Regions from separate parts of the Homo sapiens genome. Here regions 2 and 3 are each linked to region 1. The links are chromatin loops, found by intact Hi-C in ENCODE. Cell type or tissue: PC-9. All regions are shown on one strand.

What was found. Peaks named below come from ENCODE experiments on the same cell type or tissue, not always from the same donor. Only the 100,000 strongest peaks of a DNase experiment are listed, where the experiment ranks them.
Region 2: a loop joins it to region 1, with 2.3 times the contacts of the local background. A loop is called at or near these places in 4 of 110 quality-filtered maps.
Region 3: a loop joins it to region 1, with 9 times the contacts of the local background. A loop is called at or near these places in 13 of 110 quality-filtered maps.

What each region holds. Positions count from the first base shown.
Region 1 is chr14:59,122,990-59,130,989 of GRCh38, reverse strand. No RefSeq gene overlaps it. Among named protein-coding and RNA genes, the nearest start is that of DAAM1, 62 kb to the left of the region's middle. In PC-9, CTCF peaks have their summits at 3,453, 3,661 (motif pointing left) and 6,788 (motif pointing right); a DNase peak (open chromatin) is centred at 3,659.
Region 2 is chr14:59,271,971-59,279,970 of GRCh38, reverse strand. The region is part of intron 2 of DAAM1 (dishevelled associated activator of morphogenesis 1); the gene reads right to left. Among named protein-coding and RNA genes, the nearest start is that of DAAM1, 87 kb to the right of the region's middle. In PC-9, no CTCF peak of the experiment used is centred here; DNase peaks (open chromatin) are centred at 1,630 and 4,070; H3K27ac peaks cover 4,043 bases.
Region 3 is chr14:59,316,705-59,324,704 of GRCh38, reverse strand. DAAM1 (dishevelled associated activator of morphogenesis 1) reads right to left here. Exons shown (of 25, transcript NM_001270520.2): 5 at 4,121-4,215; 6 at 1,480-1,813; 7 at 467-577; 8 at 251-354. Among named protein-coding and RNA genes, the nearest start is that of DAAM1, 130 kb to the right of the region's middle. In PC-9, no CTCF peak of the experiment used is centred here; a DNase peak (open chromatin) is centred at 3,104; H3K4me3 peaks cover 568 bases; H3K27ac peaks cover 2,285 bases.

The DNA.
Region 1 (8,000 bases):
TTATTATAGAATCCTTCCAGAAATGGTTTTAACTGTTATTATTAGAGTCCTCATCCTCTGCAGTGAACTGAATATCTCGTCTTGACAACGATCCTGCCTTTTGGGCCAGGGCAGCTAATATGTGTGATAAAGTCATGCATGGAACCATTTCAGAAAATATGCCAATTCCTGCAGATTCCATGAATGATTTCACCCCTTTCTGTAGAGCTCTCTTCCGGCTCTCCGCATTACCTCGGAGGGTGCCCAGGCCTGATAGGCAGGAAGATGCTGCTTAAAGAATGGACTTAAGAAAAGGTAGACGTCAGCAGGGCCCGGGATCTGGGAGGTCTGGCTTTGTTCACAGGCTGGAGGGAAGCCAGGAGCCGTCATCCCTGGTGGGTAACTAGTTGATGAGACCACTTAAGACAGTTCTTTTACCTTGTTTGTTGCACTTTATTTACCATGGGGTGCAAAATTTCTTGGCTTTGTAAAAGCAAAACTTGGAAAGTTTCCTTTAGACATGTGAATGGTCACGGGATCTCCTCCTGATACGGAAATAAGCTGCCTCACAAGTTCCTAGCTTTTCTATTTACTCCAGGCATCTTCAATATGTTTATAATATTTTTAGAGATTATCCCTAGTGTGAAGTGGGGATTAATCCATTTTTTTCCAGGACACAGAGCCAAACATCAATTAGCTTTTCTGAAAATGGCAGAATTTCTTGGATGATATGTGTCCTAAGCATATTGATATCAATATGTGTCCTAAGCAATCATCCAAGGGCACATAATTTTTTTTTTTTTTTTTTGAGACGGAATCTTGCTCTGTCACCCAGGCTGGAGTGCAGTGGCGCGATCTCGGCTCACTGCAAGCTCCGCCTCCCGGGTTCACGCCATTCTCCTGCCTCAGCCTCCTGAGTAGCTGGGACTACAGGTGTCCACCACCACGCCCGGCTAATTTTTTTGTATTTTTAATAGAGACGGGGTTTCACCGTGTTAGCCAGGATGGTCTCAATCTCCTGACCTCATGATCCACCCGCCTCGGCCTCCCAAAGTGCTGGGATTACAGGCGTGAGCCACCGTGCCTGGCCAGACACATAATTTGGGAGAGGTACAATCAAATAAATGGTGGTCTCGCCTTGAGGCTCAGCATGTGGGTTCAGTTACTTTCACATGGGTGAATTTGTTTGAAGAAGCTTAATCCCAGGACAACGTCCACTGCAGATTTATAATATTCTCCTAGGAATATCACATTCATATTTCAGAATAAAGACCCCTCTGTAGGTCTAACTTTGAGAGACCTGAATCAACACTGAAGAACTGAACAGGCTCAGAGCCAGCTTCGCTCCTGGGGTTCTCAGGCCCTTTCTTTTTTTCTACTCTCAGACCTAATTTTATGTTAATATCCATCACCTCCCTCTCCCTTAAACTATTTCTACTTGGCTGAAGGCATTTAACTATTAATTCTTCGATTTTATTGAAAAATTTTTTTCTATGTTCACATCCCAAATAATAAAATGGCACAATTAAGCTAATCAACATGGCAAAGGATCTATCCCTACTAGAGAACAGAAACCAGTCAGACAGCACATACTGGGGAATTCCAGGTTGGGAAGCAAAAAAGTTGCCATGAATCCTGGTAGCTTCTTCTTTTAAGTTTGTTTATGATGATGCAGCTTGAAAGATGATTGGCTTTCTTCTTGTAATTTATGATACAACAAGGTTATCCGTTGTTAAGTGAATCCCTTTCTCTGGCTTTCTCATTTAGCTCATGTTTCCAGGATCAAAGCATCATAAATAACCAATGATGAAAAACACCACCTAAACATCAAGAGACAATTTCCATAAACGTTCACATTAAAAATGCATGATTGGTATGAAGATTTAATTGTAGCCACAGTGTAGTTTCTGTCTTTTGCTGCGGTCATATTTTCCTTTGTGTTGTCTGTGCTATTTAACTTTGAAGCCCACTAAAGATGAAAAATGGGCATTCATGGAGCAGGCGCATATGGCTTTAGCTGTTCGGTGGTGGATCTGGCGTTTTCCCCTCTGTGGCATCAGCCTTTGTGTTCTCAGCAATGAACTTTAATAAAACAACCTAAAATCTGAGAGATGGTGGAGAGAAGAGAAAGCAGTAGATGTAAGCTGACTCTAGTATTTGTTTTGTCTGTAAATGTGGTAAAATAGACTAATGCACAACTAACCACTCCTCCTATCCCCACTATGTCATTTCCAGAGATATGTAAAATTGTGTCAGAGATATTCAGTTAATGAGCTTTCTGAGTCATGGTAGTAATATAGACGTGGTGTTCATACAGTGACTTTCATTTAATCACAACCAAACAAGAACCCTTGCATGATAGAGAAAAAGACCCTACAATAGACTACTGATTACTATTATTATTGTTGTTGTTGTTGTTTAGGCAAGCTGAGGAGAATATAAAGAATACTAACCCTTCTTTTTTATAACATATTAGTAAACATACTAAAATGTAGTTGTGAAATGGTTAAAGTTGTGGGGAATATAAGCAATATAAGCCTTTTTATTCTTTTTTTTTTTTTTTTTTTAATATTGGCTACTGGCCGGGCACGGTGGCTCACGCCTGTAATCCCAGCACTTTGGGAGGCCGAAGCAGGCGGATCATGAGGTCAGGAGATCGAGACTATCCTGGCTAACACAGTGAAACCCCGTCTCTACTAAAAATACAAAAAAATTAGCCAGGCGTGGTGGCGGACACCTGTAGTCCCAGCTACTAGGGAGGCTGAGGCAGGAGAATGGCTTGAACCCCGAAGGCAGAGCTTGCAGTGAGCCAAGATCGCGCCACTGCACTCCAGCCTGGGCGACAGAGCAAGACTCCATCCCAAAAAAAAAAAAAAAAAAAAAAAAGGTTGGCTACAAAATTTTGTTCAATGTAGATAGGCTGCTGGGGTTTCTGTGGGAAATGTCACATTGTCTAGTAAGCCTTGGGAGAATTGCAAGGCTCAAGTCAGGCATCCTACCAAGATCTCAGAGTTCAGAACTATTTGGCTCTCAGGGAAGAAGGGTTGAGAAATGTCCCCCTGGTTTCCGCTGGGAAAGGGCTACCTCAAGACTTGTTTTCTTTGCCTTCCAGCGCCAGAAATGTAAAGTGCTGAGATACTTCAAGTCAAAGAAGTGAAAGGGGTAAATAAAGCATGTCCATGATAGGCTAAGGATGAATAGAGACCTAAGGGTTAGATGGGAATTGACTAGTTTAGTGTCTAAGAGGAGGAAAGATCTAGAAGCACCTAATTAGATTGGGGCCAGGAATTTCAAATGAGAGACATTCTGATGATTTTATGAATATAGTTTTTCTTCCCAGGTATATCCCAAATTCCTTAAAGGCTTAGGTCCTTTATTTCCATTTGTCTTCTACATAGAACTTCAGCAGGAAAACTTGCACAAAGTGATGATCAATACATTTCTGTCAACTCATATTATACTTTAAAAGAAAATTATTTTGATGACGTTTTACCTCTGTGTATATTTTGGGAATTATTTGATATGAATCTTGCAGTAGATTGAGACCATATTGTTAATTGTAAATGGTATGTGTGAATTAATTATAGAATGGGTCAAGAAATAACCTCACCTAGTTTTTAATCCTGACATTCTAGAGCCTGTCTGACCTGTGAGATGTTTGGAGAAACAACACTGCCACCTTCTGGTAGATACATGTCATCTTTCTCTCTGCCCACCATTGGCACCCTGGCTCACCCACGTTTACATTAATAAAACCAAGTCTAAATAAAATCTTCGATAATAAGGCTGAAGATCAAAGGTCTGGAAAGAAGGCCTCCAGCTTGTACTTTTTTTTGGAAAGGGTTATGATTTTGCTATCAGAGAAAATCTTATCCCAGGCCTACTGTGATGTGATATTATCTTTAAGACTTAACTACTTTACTGGGTTATTCTAATAGACCTTCAAATGACCAGGAATGCTCCAGCCTTAGAGCTGGGGATGATGGGAGTAGTTGGAGCAAGAGTGTGGGGAAAAATTCACAGACATGTTGTGTCAGCCATGAAAAAACAAATGGGTGAGTAAACTGCCTAAGTGATGAACAGGTGAACAGAATTTTCCACCCTGCATTTTTGGATTGGTAGTTTATCTTGTTTGGTGTTAAATGTTTGTAGTCATGGTTACGTGACTAGTTCACTGGAAACCCATGTAGACCCACAGTTTTCTAGAGTGGGGCATATAGTAGGTGTCAATAAGAACTAGTTACATTAATTAATAAATGAGAACATATCTTTGCTTTTTTTTTTTTTGGGACGTAGTCTCACTGTGTCACCCAGGCTGGAGTGCAGTGGCGCAATCTCGGCTCACTGTAACCACCTACTGGGATCAAGCAATTTGCCTGCCTCAGCCTCCAGAGTAGCTGGGATTACAGGTCCATGCCACCACGCCTGGCTAATTTTTTGTATTTTTAGTAGAGACAGGGTCTCACCATGTTGGCCAGGCTGGTCAACTCCTGACCTCAGGTGATCTGCCCACCTCAGCCTCCCAAAGTGCTGGGATTACAGATCTTTGCTTTTATATTTCATCTCTGAAATACTCTCCTGAGAATGAGGCTGGAGAGAGTAAATTTTAATTTTCCTAATCTTTCTTGCTCATTCCCCAATCCAAACCCTACGGCAACTGCTCATAAACGTAGGTCAGTGCTAAAGAATTAGTTCTATTGATTTTTTTCACCACTTGATCCATGTTAGGAAACAAAATTAGCTGGGTGTGGTGGCACACGCTTGTAATCCCAGCTACTTGGAGGCTGAGACAGGAGAATCATTTAGAACTCGGGAGATGGAGGTTGCAGTGAGCTGAGATCTTGCCACTGCACGAACAATTGCTTGGGTGACAAAGGGAGACTCCGTCTCCAAAAAAAAAAAAAAAAAAAAAAAAAAAAAGACATTGGAATAAACAAAACAAGATTGATCAGGATTAATGTTTTTTCAAGGTAATGTTCCAGGTAATGCTATAACCACTGGGGATTATGTTCCTATCCAAATATGCACCTTTGTCTTTGACTAGGCTATTTTATAATTTTGTAGGGATCAAAGTTAACTTGTACAAAACTGATAGCAATGCAAATATGCCCATAGGCATATAAATAAATTCTGTCCAGTGGAAAGTTAATTGACTCCTCCCTGTCCACACACACAAAAGCACCAATTTTGTTTCCATTTGCAAATCCATTTCACTCTTCCTGATCTATAAATGTCTCTGCTTTTTGGCTTTCTCTGAACCTGTTGTTAATGAAGTCTTATTCTCTCAATCACCATGCAATTGAGCTATGGGATTTCATGTTGAGTTATTAGCTTCTACTATTATTTTACCTGTTACCTCATTTAATTAATGAGTTAAATGAAAGTTTGACATAAGCATGTTTTATATTTGCATGAGAATCATGATTGTTCCTCCTCCCATCCCCAAAGATCCTTCAACACCCAATATTAAGTAACAAGCTGAAGGAGAAGTCTGGGGGACTTTTCTTACTTGGTTTTTATGGGAGTTACATCATTGGTAATCCGAAGTTTTGTTCCCTTGCCCTCCCTGAAGTAAAGGGTGCAACTGAGAGTGACTGAGACTACCCACCTTCCCACGTGGTCTTCCCGTGTGATCACTCACTTGGTGAACCTGTGTTTGTGCAAAGCATTTCTGAAACTCCTCTGCTGAAAGTACCTACAAAATCTGCTGCAGAGTCTTCAGATTTGCAGCATTGTGTGAATTTCACTAGACATCAGGCTTTGGTATTGGTCAGCCCTACTTCAAATTCTAGCTCTCCATGCACTAGGTGGAAGTTATCAGATGTTTCTGTTTACTCATCTGTAAAATAGAGCCGTTATAGAGTGAATGAAACAATGCGTATTATAGCTGGCATGTAATATGTTCTCCATAAATCTTACCTATTATTGCTACGTAGAGAGAAAAACATGGGACCTCCTTTCTTCCTTGGTCCTGCTGACGTGTAGCTCTGCAGTAACATCTCTGGTGCTGATGTTTCAGGCCAGATTGACATAGACAGGACTACACCCATTTAGGCCTGTGTAGGGCCTGAAGGATCTAGGTGTCTGGGTGGATTGGATCAGGAAATTTCCTGGAGTGAGTAGACCCGGATTTGACCTTTCAATTTCTTGATTGTGGGAAAGTCAAGGCATGGTGAGTGGCAGACGGTAGCTAAGGGCAGTGGCCACGTAACAACTGCTATGGAAATTTTACAAATTTAATAATTGGTATGGCACTGCTGAGTAAAACAAAGCCCTGGGAGAGGGTAGGTGAGCTGAATTGGGAGCAAGGGGACATCTTTCCAGACACCCTTAAAGTGGATGCAAAGATGGCTATAGACAGCCAGGTCACCAAGCAAAGAACTTCTTTGCCCTCCTTCTGATGGGTTTTGTCTGATGGAAACAGCTAATATGGAGAATTTTTTCAGTTGTGGGCTCTACCATCCCACCCTTCTAATACAGATTTCAACTGCTGGTAGATTTTACTATTGAACCAGGACAGAAACAAAAAGGAAGCTTAAATATCACAGCAGCCAATGACACCGCTGTTCCTTTGAGACACCTCAAAGGTGTCAGTTATACAAACTACGTTTATTCACTCCTTTTCCCTCAACAAATAATTTCCATATAATACGAAGAAGTGACTCTGAAATTTGCATTTTAGGCAGAAAAAGGAAATCTGATACCAGTGAACCAATGTAAACGAATTTTTATTTAAAGAGGCTATAAAAGAACATTCTGGATATTATGTGTATCATTATTTTGGTTACTTTGCAGTGTTATTGACGTTTAACTTCAAATATCCAGTAGAGGGCATGAAAGGAATTGGTTTTGTTTGGGCTCACTATGCTGAAGATAGAATTTGAACACTGGAAATGAAAAAGCAAATGGATTATATATTGCAGCTTTCAGACAGGGAATGACAAGCTTTAGATATCAACCCAATATATACTGCAACCTTTCTTTTTTCTTATATCGTATCTTATATCCTTCATTTAAAATTACTTAATCCTTGAGAATTAGATTTAGCTATTGAACAAAATACATATGAAATCATTAAATATCACTGATTTGTATTCACATCTATTAGAGACAAACCTGAAGAATATACCAAACTTTAGTACATGATGACATAGTATCCATGAAAAGCAAAGTTCTACCCTCTGGCGGAAACCCTTCACCTTTAGAATGCAAGACTGCTCTCAGCATCCCCTTCCTGCTTCAGATCTCAAATCAGGCGCTGGAAGCAGGACAAGAACCTTTCACAATCAGCCTTGGTGCCAAGCTTGACTCAGGATTGACTTAGCAATTGTTGCTTTCTCACTCATTTGTGACTTTGGTGGAAAAACAGAAGAAAAGCGCATACCTCCACTACATTTAATGAGTGCCTACAGTGTGCTAGATACTATATTAGATACTTGAAAAATAATTTTAATCTTTATAAGACCCCTACAAAGCCAAATTTATTATTCCCATTTTTCTGAGGCTCACAGAGGTTGCAAATTTCATGGCATTTCCCTGCATGCTGGTCTGCTCTATTTCTCATAAAATCTTTGGGAAGTAAGAAATAAATCTTTATGAAAAGATTGGGATCTAGAATTCTTAATTTAAATAATAAAATAACAAACCAGGTCACTTCTATATCTATATATTTTGGATATTATCTTCCCCTGTATTTTTCATAATCCAGTCCCACATTTGGTTGATAATAATGTGTGTTTCTATTTTTGTTGTTGTTTAAATTTCTCTTTCTGATTAGCTTCTATAGTAGCTCTTCAAATTAACTGGCACCCCTACATTTTGTAAAACTATAAATCTGCTCTAGAGTGGCCACCTTGTCACTGCTCTTATATCGTTCTTTTTATAGATTTTATTCTTTCCTAGTGTTCTTCAGATGAGTTTTAAGGACCACCAGCATTTAAAATATTTTCAAGAGTTTGTTTAAAATAGAAATTATTGGGCCTCAACAAAGATCATTTGAACTAGAATCTTCTGGGCTGAAG
Region 2 (8,000 bases), 150 kb before region 1:
TTACTGGCCATTCATACATGTTCTTTTGTGAAATGTTTGTTCAAATCTTTTGCCCATTTTTATTGAGTTACCTGTCTTATTTTTACTGATTTAAAGTAATTCTTTATATATCCTGGAAACATGTCCTTTGCCAGAGGTATATATTAAGAATATTTCTCCTAGCCTGTGGCTTGCCTTCTCATTTTGTTAATATTTTGATCACCACGTGTTTTTTAAAATTTTAATGAAGTCTAATTTATCAATTTTTAAAATATAGTTAATGATTGTAAATCTTCTCTAAGAAATTCTACAACTTACAGGTAAAAAAAAATTGTATGGTTTCTTCTGGAAGCTGTACGGTTTTAGTTTTAGCTTCTATGTTTGAATCTCCAGTCCCTCTCACAGACCCTACTTCTGGATAACACACAGTATTTCTTTAGTTACAAAACAGCTGGATTGTTTTTGCATTGTCTCTTCTAACTATGCATATTCATTTAGATAGGCTGCTGGGCAAGAAGGGCAATGAAAGCAAAGTTGATGGGAGAAGGAAAAAATAATGGATACAAAACAATTTGAAAATCATTCTTCAAATTACTTCAAGGTAACATTTCAGGAGATTTTTCATTTTGGTAATTAAATTCTAAAGGAAGCATTCATGAAAAATAAAGCAATTAGTATCACTGTATCTCAATAGTATCTCTTAACATGAATTTCTTAGAAAAAGTAGATCTACAGAGCCAGAAAGCGGATGATTGTCTGGGGCCTAGAGGCAAGGGCAGGGATGACTGCAAATGGGCACAAGGGGAGATGGGATGCTGGAAGTGTTATAAACTATGGCGGTGATGGTTAACAACTATAAACATTTATTAAAACTCAAACTGTACAATTACAAGAGGTGAATTCTATGACATATAAATTATCCCTCAATAAAGCTGTCAAAAAAAATCAAGCCTGCTTGTTGGAGCCCCAGGAAAACAAACAAAAAATTCTATATAGACAAAGTAGAAAAAATACAGCTTTGTATATACATAGTAAGAAAAGAAAATTCTGTTTGAACATTAGATAAACCAAGGAGTTGGCTTAAAAGAGAAACTGATTGGAAAGAAGTGTATGAAGAAGGAGGAAAGAAAACTGTGTACTCCTTTAAAGTAAGTAGCTCAATCTGGGAAATGTTACAGTTTCAGACACAGCATTCCTTTGAAATCAAAGATCACTTCCTTAAAATATTCTTATCCTTTCTTTGAAAGTTACATAAATTATATTAGTGTGTATTCCATTTAGGCCAAGCAACAGGCAATGTTTTCCCCAAGGTCCCTTTGTAATTAAGTGATATGTTAATATTAACAAGAAGTCCTTAAGAACCTTTTCAGTTTGTTTTTCCCCCTAATACTGACTCTACAGAAAAGTATAGTAGTGTCCTCTTATTCTCTGAATTCTGAATTCACTTTCTGCCATTTCAGTTACCTCTAGCCAACTGTGGTCCAAAAGTATAAATTAAGAATTCTAAAAGAATAAATTCCAGAAATAAAAAATTCCTAAGTTTAAAATTGTGTGTCATTCTGGGTATTGCAATGAAATCTCACTTAGTCCTGTGCAGGCCATGAATCACCCTTTGTCCAGCATATTCAGGCTGTATACATTCCTTGCTCATTAGTCATGAATATCTAACCATCAGCATCCTCATGGTTCCATGAGCCAGGTTCACCCGCAGCAGATGATCTTCCTCCTGACATTTCATCTCAAGGTCAATAGTAGGCTAACACTACCTCGTGATGCCTATGTCATTCACCTCACTTCATCTGATCACACAGGCATTTTATCATTTCACATCATCACCAAAAGAAGGGTGAGTACAGTAAGATATTTTAAGAGAGGAGGAGACCACATTCACATTAACATTTATTACAACCTATTGTTATAACTGTTCTATTTTATTATTAGTTATTGTTGTGAATCCCTTACTATGCCTAATTTATAAAGTTTAACATAGATATATATGTATAGGAAAAAAACATAGTATATATAGCGTTCAGTACTATCTGTGGTTTCAGGCATCCACAGGGGAGGGGAGGGTTTTAGATGGGCCATATCCCCTGCTGGTAAGGGAGGACTACTGTACCAGATCATCTGTGAGTTAACAGCCAGGTTTTTCACTATGATTACAAACAGATGTAATTACTCAAACCCCAGGAAGCACCCTAGTTGAGTATAGAATCTAAATCTTACTACATCTTAGACTTGGGTGGCCGAGCTCCTTTCATTGGTCAGAGAATTTTTTTTTCATGTTATTCTCTATGGATAGAGTTTTAAAAGTCAAAGGAAAATGATTAAGCAAGAGATAAAAGGAGAAACCTTTGCATCAAGCATCATGCCTCTCCAGAGAAAGTTTTAGTTTCTCAAAAACTAAAACCAACAGATTAAAAGGCTCTTCTTCTTGGAGATGATATTAATTATACTTTTATATATTTATATATTTTACATATTTATAATATTTTGGAGAAAAGATTTTTTTTTATTATTAAGAAGAAAGGACCTCTGAGGGAAGCCCAGCTGTGGGAACTAAAGTTCTAGGCTTCATCCGTAACAAAGTGCATTATTAAGCCCCACTTCTAAGAGATTCTGTACAAAGAAACCTTACCAATTCCACACTGTAGAATAAGCAGGCAGTTCTGTAGAGAAACCTACATAAATCAGAAAACAATTGGCATGCTACAAATCAATCGAAGGAAATGGATTCATTTGCTAGATAAAGCAAGGGAAGGAATTTTGAAATAATATACAATAAGGGTCTTGAATGAGTTGAAAGACTAACACTTTGGAAGAAAAAGCTCTTTTCAGAGATTTTAGCTAAACTGAAATATGGGATCATTTATAAAACCTCTAAAGCAATATCTAAAGCATTTATTATTTGAAAATCTACCTAATCAATAGATTTCAATGAGATAAAATACAAGTTTTTGGCTAATAAGAGAAGTCACTAAGAAATTCAGGATATCTATTTCTAATGAGTTAACTAACTCTTTACATACATACAAATATATATTTAGATAAGGTCTGAGGACATTCAAATAATGATTGAGGTGGGGGAATGGGCAGGAGGACTAAGAAAAACGAGAGAAAGAAGCTAAGACAGGCCCTTGAGGTTAGCCTGCCAATCAACTCGCTATTTGTATGTGATTGTGTTTGGGGGTTTTGTTTTTTGTTTTCTTTTGTTTTGCTTTTTAATGGTCCTTGATAAGGTACCTGTCCATCTGACTCAATGTACAGAGTTCACAGAATTACCAACCATTTTCTTACTCAGACAAGTCTAACTTTTATTTTTCAAATTAGATACCTCAGATATTTGTCCAGAATAAACAGCCCCAATTCACCTATCCTAACTCCACCCAGAAAGGGTTTCCCACAAGCCCAGCAGGCTGCAAGCCTTCAGTTCATCTCAAGGATACACTCAACATTAGCAGTGCCTTTTCTGAGTTTAACCCTCTCCTCCCACCCCACAACTCAACACTACCAGAAATAAGTTAAGCCCCTGGAGAGGCACCTAAGCAGACCTCAAGTCACATGACATGGTGATAGTACAACATCAAGGGGAAGAAGCTGTGACCTAAAGACACATGACATGGTGATAATAAGTACAACATCAAGAGGAAGAAGCTAATGGCAGATTGAAGGGTGATGCTTTGGCAGCAAATAAACAGAAAACATTTTTATAAAATGCATGGAGAAAATGTACTATTAAGCTATGATAATTCATTAAATATATAAACATCCAGCCCCATTACAGCAAATGACCATCTCATCTGGGAATCATGAATTGCCAAAGAAGCACTTAAAATTTAACTGCAATGACTCTGAGAATAATATTTTAGTATGATGGTGGTTAGAAATCTGAAAGCTAGGTAAGATTTTTGTCAGTTTCCATAGAGGTGCATTCAGTGAATTATTACCTGCTCCCAACCAGTCAGGAAAAACATAAATGGAAAACAAGAGAGAGCTTTAAGCCCTAAAAGGGATTGGTAAACACAGAGAACAAACCTTGGAGGTTTTCAGCCTGTAAAATTTCTGCCAATATTCTTAGTCATTACATGAAATACCACAATATGACTCACCACCACCTACACAGTAATATTCTCTGTGTCTGATAGACATGTTTTCATTTGATACATAAAAATAAGAAGTGAGAAACACCACAAGCAAAGGCTGACTAATAGAAATAATTTCTAGTTTCTTACTACCAATGGTTAAGTGTTTTTTACACTATTTCCTTTTTTCTCTTAATAGCAAGCAATGCAGACTATATTCAGTTGGCTAGACAAAGTCTGCAGCTAAACACATAGGCTTTTTATTCAGCTTTTTTACCGTTAAACTAGAAACTCATTAGAGTGACTTCAAGTTTTAATAGTCTGCATCACCAACAGTTTTCCGGTAATCTAAAATAAGCTTTTTTCTAAACATGTTAGAATCATCTCCAAATATCCACCCAAATTTCCAGTATTTACACCTATAATCTAGTACAACTTCAGTTGACAAGTCTTACTAGATAAATTTTTTTTTTAACTTTTAAGTTCGGGGTACACGTGCAGGTTTGTTGTATAGGTAAACTTGTATTACACGGTTTGTTGTACAGATGATTTCATCACCCAGCTATTAAACCTAGTACCCACAGTTATTTTTTCTGATCCTCTCCCTCCTCCCACCCTTCACCCTCTGACAGGCCCCATTGCCTGTTGTTCTTGAAAGAGAGAATTTCTAAGCATGTTTTCCTAATTGAATGGAAGTACTTCATCTCCGGGGATACAGCACCAGCTGTAAAGTGACAGACAAGAAAGGTACCCTAAGTCCCTGTGGGCAACCAACCATGAAGCCAAGTTCCACACATGGCCACCTCCTTCGATAGCACCAGCACTGCTCTTGCCAGCCCAGGCCCCTCCCACACCCTCAAGAGGATTGTTTGGCTGCTTGTCTGACACTTTAAAGCTTTAATTGGGTCAAAAGACAATCTAGCAGAATAAGTCTTCCCACATTGGAGCTATTTATTTCACCACGTAATATACAGTACAGAGACTTTTAAAGAGAAAGAATATTTCTTAAACATTGTCACCCTTATCCTTTTAATCTGCTAACTTTCATGCCAACCACTTTGGTGTCCCCATTGTAACTAACATTTTAATGAGAAGAAAGAGTAAAACAGGATGACAGCAGGTGGATAGGGTGCAGGCAGAGTATAAGAATCAGCCCAAACTTATCACCACTATGAGAATATTAAAATACAAACCCAACTGCTGCAGGATTCCACAGTTATTAATTCATGCATGCATGCATACATTCACTCAAATACTTATTGTGCATCTCATGTGTAATGCTTCAGTAATTAGTTATACATCCATTCACTCAAGCCACAAACATTCATTGAGCACCTACTCTGGACCAAGCACTGCCCTAGGCCCCCAGGATCCTAAGTGTGAGAAAGTCAGATATAACACCTGAGCCATTCTGCTCTCTGAAGGTGCAAAGGTGCATATATATAGTGGATTAACACAATGAGTTATTCATATGAGAAAAAACTCAAACTATCTGACTGTTGAAAAGATGGCAAAAGATTCTGACTTTTCCTTCTACATCGAAGAAAAGCCTATTTTTCCTGAAAACAATTCATATTTATGTTATATATACATAACATAAATATATATACATGTCATATATATATTCTGAGTTTTTAATTATTTGGTTTAATTTAGTTCTTAAATATTGCACTGAGTAATGAAATAAACAGCTAGCTGCTTTTGGATCTTGCCAACAAATTCATTTAAAACTGAACACAAGAAAAAATACTGCAACTTTTTCAGGAATCTGGTTTGCCAAGGAACAAAAATTCTAGCTCTTCACCCATAAGCCCGAAAATCATAACTAAAAGATATAGCTGGTCACTGAGCTCTTGTAACACGCACCAAGAACAGCTTGAAATTCCAGAGGAATTCTGGGAATTGAAGGTTGGAGTGGGGAAGATTCCAGACACAGCGAGTAAAAATATTCAAGGACTGTTCAGACCTGAAAAACACCATCCATGGTATTGAGCAATTACCTCCCAAAGGCCATGTCACATGTGTTTTCTGAGAGCAAACCATGGTGACTAGATAATTCCCAGAGCATCAAGATATATTCTTATGTACAGTTAATTGCACAAACTACCAGATCCTTCTAGCCATTACTGAAACACATTTTTAAAATTACGCTTAAAAGCTTACCTAAACCACACTACTTATAAAGATCAAATTATTCCTCCAGCCTTTTGACACCTGTATTGGCTTATATGAGGACACATAGAGAATGGGAATGTCAGTATACTATAACGACTTTGTATAATTTGTATATGGTAGTATAAGGACTAAGTTAAATAGTCAGATTTTAAATTGTAGCCAAAAGCTAAGTAGGTCCATACTATCCAGGGTCTCTTTGGGATTCATTTTAATAAAAATCATCAGGACCAAGAGGATCCATAGCCATTTTGTCAACAGCATTATTAATTCAGAGATAGTTTTATAGTATAGTATTTCTATTTAAAAACAACATTTTCATGTTTCTTTCCTCCACCTCTTCATGCTCCCTCATTTCAGTCTCCTTGATCTAATATTAAGATATAAGAAGCATCCAGAAATAAATGATAATTGAAATGGTAACAAAATATTTAATATGAAGTTGAAGTCCAAATTTAACAGCCTGTAGGAAAGGACATTTGGAATGATCTTGGTAAGATACAATATACATTCAGAATTAGAAGGAACAAAATGGTTTTATGGTCGTATCTTAAGCTTTATTGGATGTGTTTAATGAATCAGAGGATTAGAAGGAAACTTAAGAAATCATTTTGACCATCTTACTGTCTCTAAGCAGACAGGACTTCAACCAGTACAAAGAAATGTATAATGCCACTGAAATGAGAGTCTACTGCCAACCCTACTGTTTTAGGAACAAAGCAATGTTCTATTCAGAAGTACAGCAGATATCAGCAAGCAAAACCACTTATGTCAATATCAGCCTATATCATAAACCATCAGTTGTTCTCAGGGCCAAAATAACTGATCAAGTCCTGGATGTGAGATCATCTTCTGTCACCTTTAAATTGACTGTATCTTGGCAGCAGTTCACATTTACTCCATAGGAATTTTAGCACTGCACACATTTAAGCCCATATCTACATTCCAACTATTCTTTGTGATATATTGCATATCTTCACACTGTTCTGAGCATTTTCCTACAGCATCAAGTTATCAAAAAATGCTACACTGTCAAAGGAAGATCTCTCCCCCTCCCTCCCTCTCTCCTACATACATACATACATACATACATATATATGTGTGTATGTGTGTGTGTGTGTGTGTGTGTATATATATATATTTTGTTTGTTTGTTTGTTTTTTGAGACAGTCTTGCTCTGCTGCCCAGGCTGGAGTGCAGTGGCCCGACCTCGGCTCACTGCAACCTCCATCTCCCAAGGTTCAAGTGACTCTCGTGCCTCAGCCTCCTAAGTAGCTGGGGTTACAGGCATGTGCCACCACATCTGGCTAATTTTATTAATAGTAAAGATGGGGTTTCACCATGTTGGCCAGGCTGGTCTCGAACTCCTGGCCTCAAGTGATCTGCCCGCCTTAGTCTCCCAAAGTGCTGGGATTACAGGTGTGAGCCACTGTGCCTGGCCAGCCACTGCACCCAGCCAATATATTTTAATTCTCTGTCAACTGATTGTTTCCTTTAGCTAAACAAAACTTTTCTCTTTTTAAGCTTTACAGGTTTGTCAAATAAAACCAACTTTTAATCTCATGGAAACAGAACAATTTTAGTATCAATTCCCTCATTAGATTCTGAATTTTGGCTTCCAGATAACTGAATACTTTGACACTATTGTAGACATGTATCTTTGAAGTCTTATACAGTCCGATTTTCTCTGTGTAACTACAGAGCAATCCTTTATACTCTAATAAACAATAGATTAAAACTATGACTCTTTACAACCAGTTTTTTTTT
Region 3 (8,000 bases), 190 kb before region 1:
GGCAGGACTAGGATAGGATATGAATTCAGGTCTAATGCTAAAACCCACATTAAGTTCTCTACATAATGTGCTGCTTCCCTCATCAACAAAGTCTTACTATGAAAACATCATTAGCTGAACTAACATTCTGATACAAGCTCTTTATGTTACAGACAGGGCACAAGTAACCACAGGCCAGCACTTGATGAGGTATTGCATTACACAGATGGGAAACACAGAAACTTTCTCACATCATAATAGTCTGACTTACCTATCTAATGTTGAATTTTCGTGTTCCCTTAATTTATCTATTACAGGTTGAATTCCTAACATCAGAAATTCATAGCGAAGATGAAGTCTAAAGTCCAAACTCTCCTGAAAGTAAAATGGCAATAAAATACATATTTGTGGTTTTTAGACTACATAATAATCACTTTTTATAAATTATTATTTACTAATATATTTTTAATTTGTAGAAGGTTCTTACCACTCCTGCACCTTGGCTGAGCACTGCATTAATGAAGGACATGATGGCAGTCTTGAGACTCACTTCATCTCGATACCGCCCAGTGCTTTTATCCAAGTCGTTAATTAATGTCTATCAAAAATAGAAAAACAAAGGACTGAAACGTTACTAACCTTATGCTCATTTTATGAATTTTTTTATACTCAAAAGTTAACTTTTTTTTTTTTTCAGACGGAGTCTTGCTCTGTTGCCCAGGCTGGAGTGCGGTGGCATGATCTCAGCTCACGGCAACCTCCACCTCCCGGGTTCACGCCATTCTCTTGCCTCAGCCTCCCGAGTAGCTGGGACTACAGGCGCCCACCATCACACCCAGCTAATTTTTTGTATTTTTAGTAGAGACGGGGTTTCACTGTGTTAGCCAGGACAGTCTCGATCTCCTGACCTTGCGATCCGCCTGCCTCAGCCTCCCAAAGTGCTGGGATTAGAGGTGTGAGCCACCAAAAAGTTAACTTTTAAAATCTTACGTTTAGACAGGATTACACTGACCCATAGAAAGCCACCCTTTTTCTCCTTAAGAACAGTCCTAAAAACTCTAATTTCAAAATTCTTACATCATACATACATGTATACAAAAGCCTTTGCTTCATTATCTCTGCTTGCTTTTTACATCCAAGTAATATAGTGAAATATGAAAAATTATTAATATTGATCCTAATTCAAGAATGGCAAGCTGTAAAATTTTCAGGGAACACCCAGTTTGGTGGGTTCAAAAGATGTGTGCTATATGACATATAGGATGCAAGACCACATTTTCAAGTTCTGCAAATCTAAAGGCCCAGATTCATCAACTATTGAAAGTATACTCTATTCTCTGGTTCTTAAACCTAAGAAGAAGGGAATGTTTAAAGTCACACTGTGAGTAATCACCACAAGAGGACATCTCAAGTAACATTCCCCTTTCAGGGACAGGAAAAGCACGTGTTTGAGCAGACTTTAAAGAAGGGGTGAGTGAAGAAGGCTGAGCGAACACCCACCTGAAAGCGGGTCCTTTCGCTGGCATACTTCTGGTAGTGCAGCATGGCCTGCAGAACCTTCTTGTGGCCCCCGGGAACCAGGCACACGGCGCCCAAGATTTCCAGCACGGCCACCTTCGTTTTAATGTTCTCTGTGCTCAGACTCTGAGCAATTACATTAATACTCTCAGAATGAGCCAGGACGTGAGCCCGGCCTTGAGAGTTGTTCATTAACGCCTTTATACAGCCAATGAGAGAAGTATGTATTCGAGACTCTGAGGTCTCGTAGTCCATGGTCTTTAGAAAGTTGAGGATACATGATAGGCCATCCAAGTCGATGAATCTGGTTACAAACCTGTCATGAAGAGAAATGCACCATGCTTAAGTGCCTTTGGGTTTTATAATAGCCCCTAACAGAAAAGTCTAGAGGGCAGGGGAAAGAAAGATTTAGTTCCTAAAGTGCCAAAAGGCTTACATTGATGAAGTCTTTTTAATTCTTTGCCTCTTCCTTGGCACAGACCCAATAGTCAGTTCTAACCAAAAGTGTGAAAAAAAACCCCTCCATTTGTGATAAACATATCTCAATGGGTACAAAGAACCAAACAACAGATCATATATTCATAAAAAATTAGAAGCAAGAGAATACTCGGAATACATATCTTGTCTTAGATTAAAACCATCTGCTGTTCCTGTGTTATTTAGCATACAGTTCCCATGCCCCCACCCCAATCCTTTTTTTTTTTTTCTTTAAGAGAGACAGGGTCTTGCTCTGTCATAGCTCACTGCAGCCTTGAACTCTTGGGCTCAAGTGATCCTTCCACCCCAGCCTCCCAAGTAGCCGGGACTACAGGTGCGTGCCACCATTCCCAGTCAATTTTTTCTTTTTAACTTTTTTTTTTAAGAGGTGGAGACTTGCTATGTTGCCCAGACTGGTCTTGAACTTGTGGCCTCAAGCAAACCTCCTGTCTCAGCCTCCCAAGTAGCTGGGATAGTGAGTGACCATGTCTGGCCCATGCGCTTTTATATGTTGATTGCTGACGCACTTTTAAGTGCTGATCACTGACCCAAACACCCTATCAATGAAAGTCAAAAGCTTCCTTAAATTCCAGGATATTTGCTTGTTGAACAAATGATAATCTACATCCCTAAGGTTTTGTGACAAAATTCTTCTCTTATATGACATGCTACATGGAATCTCAATATTCCATGTACACTGAATACAATAATAAAGCAATACTTTATTGTTGCATACTAACGTTATTAATATTTCTTACACTTAAGTTAATCAATGAGACTAACTCACAATGCACATGTACATATTAAAGCCACCGAAAAGTTCAGAAGTAACATAACCTGTTTATGTGATAAATTTTCCAAACTTATTTAGGCTTGGATATCGATTAACATCTGAGAGTGCAGAACATATTGAGAGAAATGCTGATACAGTTAGGATAGTCTAGATCTCTGTCATATAACTACACAGTATTTTTCATGAGTCAGACTTTTCTTAGTTTGCATTTTATAGTCAAATAAAGAAAGGGAATCTTTATTTTCTAGGCTTTTCACCCAACCACATGACCCAGATGTAGCCAAGCTCGTTAAACCAGTTGGCTTCATTCATAGCACCTGTGCTCATGTAATGTACTTATAAGAACCTCAGCATCTCAGCAAATCCTAGAGGCATTAAAGGAATGAAAGTGCAGGAGGCACAACATAGAAGCTGATTATCAGAGAGGAAATGAATCACTGTTGCCAGAAAGTGTACCCATCTTTAAAGAAAAGTAATACTTGTATTGAGAAATAATTCACATGCCATAAAATTCACCCTTTTAAAGTGTACAATTCAGTAGCTTTTAGTATATTCACAGAGCTGTGTGACCAACAACACTAGCTAATTTTAGAACAGTTTAATCACCCAAAGAGAACATTTTCCCCACTTCCTCAGCTCCTGGCAACCACTAATCTACTTTCTGTTTCTATGGATTGGCCTATTCTGGGAATTTCTTATAAATAGAATCATACAGTGTGTGGTCTCCTTTGTTACTGGCTTCTCCCACTTAGCATATTTCAAGGTCATTTCATGTTGTAGCATGTATCAGTACTTCATTCCTTTTTTTTGTAGCCAAATTATATTCCATTATGTGGATATATAACATTTCATTTATCCATTCATCAGCTGATCAATATACGGGTTATTTTCACTTCTTGGCTATCATGAATAATGCCGATATGAACATCTGCATACATGTTTTTGGGAGACATGTCTTCATTTCCCTTGGCTACATTCCGAGGAGCAGAATTATTGAGTCATATGGCAACACTATATTTAACATTCTGAGAAACTGTTAAAACCCTTTTCCAAAGTGGCTTCACAATTTTACATTCCTAGCAGCAATGAATGAGGGTCCCAATTTTTCTACATTCTTGTCTACTAACTTACCATTGTTAAAGTCTCTCTCTGTTTTGTTTTTTTTTAGCCATCCTAGTGGCTGCCTACATACCTTTTCACAGAAGAAAATAACTTTATTAAATGTTAATGATTAAAGTATGTTATGGTTTAATTTTATGGTTTTAACTTAAGACTTCCTAGAAGGTTTGACTATTGCAAAAAAAGGAAGGAAGGAGAGAAAAAAAAAAAACATGCCATCCAGGGGAAAATTACCTCATTGGTTTTGTCCTCAGTGCTGTCTTTAAACTCTCTATAGTTTTACTTCTTTCTTCTTCTTCTTCCTTCTCTAAAGCCAGCAGAGATTTTCTCTATGCAAAGAAAACAGAAGTTACTTCTTCAAATTCTATTTTTTAATTACAGTACAAACAAGACAAACCTACAGATTATTTGTCACTATCACTTTAAATATAAACAACAAATCTATGATTAAGTAAGTTAAGTCTTTCAAATTTTAAATAAAGCCTTAGGGAAAAGTTTAGAAATCTTCGTAGAGATGACGTTGCCCAAATGCTTGTATAACTATTCTATAATTACACTTTGATGTAGATACTACTACTTGTATTTGATAGAAATAAGACTGAACCTGTAGTTGAATACAACATTCTGGCAATTAAAGATAATAATACCATCACATTATCAAAAACAGGAGGTGGGCAGCAGTCCTCCTATGCTACCATTCCTATTCCTCAGCCAAAAAGTGTAATCAAGACCAAAGGGATTTTGTTACATCTAATTATTTTTTAAGAGGAAAAATTAATTTGGAGCTATTACTAGGATAGACAATTCCTTCAGAGTAAATGCGTAACTTCTAGAAATTATTCAACATCATTTAGAAATCAGGATATGGAGTGAGTGTGTGTGTGTGTGTGTGTGTGTTTCTACCCAGGGATCTGCTAGAGCAGTGCTTCTCAAACTTTAATATGGATATGAAAATCACCTGAGGATAGTGTTAAACTATGGAGCCTGGTTTGGTATGTCTGGGGTGAGGTCTGAGATGTTGCATTCCTGACAAATTTCTAGGCAATGCTGATGCCGCAGAAGCAAGGTTCCATGTAAGATTGCAGTTGTTATTATAAAATTGAGAATGCCAGTAAGGTGTCTAGACCTTTCCATTCCCTTTCACTCTGTGATCACCTGGTTGCACTAAAGTACCCCAAGTCTTATGACTCCAGGATCCTCCATCCATGGAGCTCCTGGTCCCTTTTCTTCATCCTATTCTGAACACACGCTTGTCTAGTTTAATCTTTTTACCTATTACAAATTCTGATAGAAATGCTTGGCTGAGAAACAGATTGGGGTGACTGTATTGAAAAAGAAAAGCTTGACTCATATCCATGGGTCTCAATGACCCAGTCTCAGCCTTTCTTTCAGGACCATAACTCATCAAGAGTGACAATCAATAGTATCAGCATTAAGTAACTAATGTTAACTAAAAGCTAAATATGATTTCATAATGAGAAGGGTAAAGATCAAAGCAAAATAAATATAATACATCAGTATCATTTATGGCAACTGAAATAAAACCCAGTAGTTTTTTCGGTCTTTAAAATCTTGTTATTGTTTCTGCAAAGTTGTCCTCTTGCTGGTGATGCTCACAGACAGCTGTCACCAGGGGATGGTGAGTAAGGAAGCTGGGTGCAGAGACAGCCAATGAATTCTCCCAAAGCTCCCTGAGACCCATCCCCTGGAAAACTCACACAAATCCAGCCAAGAACGTTTAATCTCCAATGACATAGCTGAACTCGTTTGGACTCTTATGCAATCACTTTGAATCTGTAGCTCAGAATCCAGCCTTTTATGAAGATCATTCCTTGTTCCTAAGCTTAATGACACAAAACTATCCCCAAATTAATGACTACACATTTTACTGCGGGTCACTAGTACAAATAAAACTGCATGTATTTATCCTTTTAAAAATCCTGGAGAGGGTGGCACATTTGAATAGCAGCAGTCTATATTAAGTTTCTCCATACTAGAGTTGGGAGATTTATGAAATGTCAAAGAAAATTAAGTTGGAAATTCCTTTCCCAATACTGTGTAAGGAACATAACCTTTCAAAACAGAAAAGACTACAACATTTTCTATGTGTGATTTTTCAGATTTGGTTCTGAGATTATATTTATCGTGCTGAGATAACTGAGGATATGTAGCTGAACTTGATGTTCTAAATGTGACTTTTCAAAATAAAATAATTTCTACAAAGTTTAAAGCTTTCAAGCCTCACATTTAGGAAGAAGGTTTAATTTGCAACTTTTAGTAGATAAGGGAGATGCCTAGATTTCTGAAGATGATTACTATGCCAAATATCTAGTATGCACAGGCCTTGTGGAGGCTTCTTTGAATGCTCTATGCACTTACTAAATACCTGCTCACATGAGAAGCAGGCAAAGGACAAAGCGCATCCTTGCAGAGGGTCTTTCTGTCAAAGCTGCTAAGGTGTACATTGGAACACGCGGGTCTGACAGAGAGGCACAAATGTGGCCCAGAGGTCATTCCTGCTGGGAGTCTGGAACTTAGCTCCCGTTTGAATCGTTTCTTTGGTGGGAAATCAATAAGCCAGTCCACTAAGCATACTGAACTTCACCTCACAGTCTTCCTCCTTGAGAAAGCATGGAGAAACCACATATAAAGAAAGCCCAGGTCCTTCTAGATGTTAGGCCACACTCTTTATTATACTATTTTTCACTCTTTAAAAGCCAACAGATCACTCAGGGGTCCTTTAAAGAACAAAGCATTCTTGTAATGAGGCTTACATAAAGTAATTGAACTTGTTCCAAAAAGGCTGGCTTCACAGACTAGTAAGTGCTGCAGTTCTCCACCTGGACTGTTTATCAGACTCTTAAGACATTAAAGAAAACAGAAGCCTATCCCATCTCAGAAAAGTCAGGCTTGCTAGGCCTGGGGGTGGGGAGAAGGTGGGATAACCAGGGCTCTTTCACATGCCACAGGGTTTCAAAAACTGAATTAGTGAGAGGCAAATTGGAAAGGAGTCTTTGGGCTTAGACGGATACATTTAAATTCCCAATTAGATGACCACCTCCTAATTAGATAACCTTGGGCAAGGTAACCTTTCTGGAGTCTCAGACTCCTTATCTATAAATAGCACTTACAGCATAGGATGCTGGTGGGACCGCAAACAACATATGAAGTGCCTGTTACCCTGCTTGTCATGTAGTAGTTGCTGCTGATTCTGCAGACAATGGGTGATGACAATGTGGACAAACACTCCTTCAAGAATGCCCTAAGCAGACAACCAAAGAGTCTAGCTGCTGGGCCATGAAAGGATTTGGAGAACTTGTGTGCCTTTCCACTGCTCCAGGTACAATATCTCAGGATTTCTGCTGTGTGTTATCAAGAATTCTCCAGTACAGACATCATAGTGATTAGCCAGAACTATGCAAGGCGGTGGTGGCAATCAGAATGTTGAGAAAAACAGAAAACTCAGCATAGGGTTTCTGGTCTCATCAGATCTCCTTATTCCCTGAAGTATGCAGGAATTTTGAGGCCTCACTAATTCATGGACTATTAATGCCTTTTACCTTTGACCCTGGAAAGATGTTGGCTCAGTCCTAAAAGGAACATTAGAAAGCTTTCTTAGGTGTTTGACACAAAAAGTATAGCAAAGTCACTGACAATTTAATAGACTTGTGGTGCTCTTGGGAAGGATTTTGGATTGGGAACCAAACACACAGCAGTTAAAATGTAGATCACTCAAGAATGTGGCAAAGAATTGTCCAAGGAGCTGGATGGAGGAGAGAGGAGGCCCTTAAAGAAGGGCCACATGTTGGCACATCACAGACCCTGTAGCACACAAATGAACCAGGTCTACTTCAGACAAGGCAGGGATTAAGTCACTAAAGGACAAATTAATCTAACTGTCCTATACTTGAAGAAAGGAAAAATCCATACAGTACTTAGTAGTTCCCCATTTATAGAAGGGAATTCATTAACAAATAAGCAACTTCTCATTAGATAACAAACATGCAAATTTAATTAGAAAGAGAAACAATTCTTTTTTTCCTAACAGCCAGGAACAAGAATTCAGAAAATAGCCTTTATATGCAGGAAATATAAATGGCTCCAAATTATTATT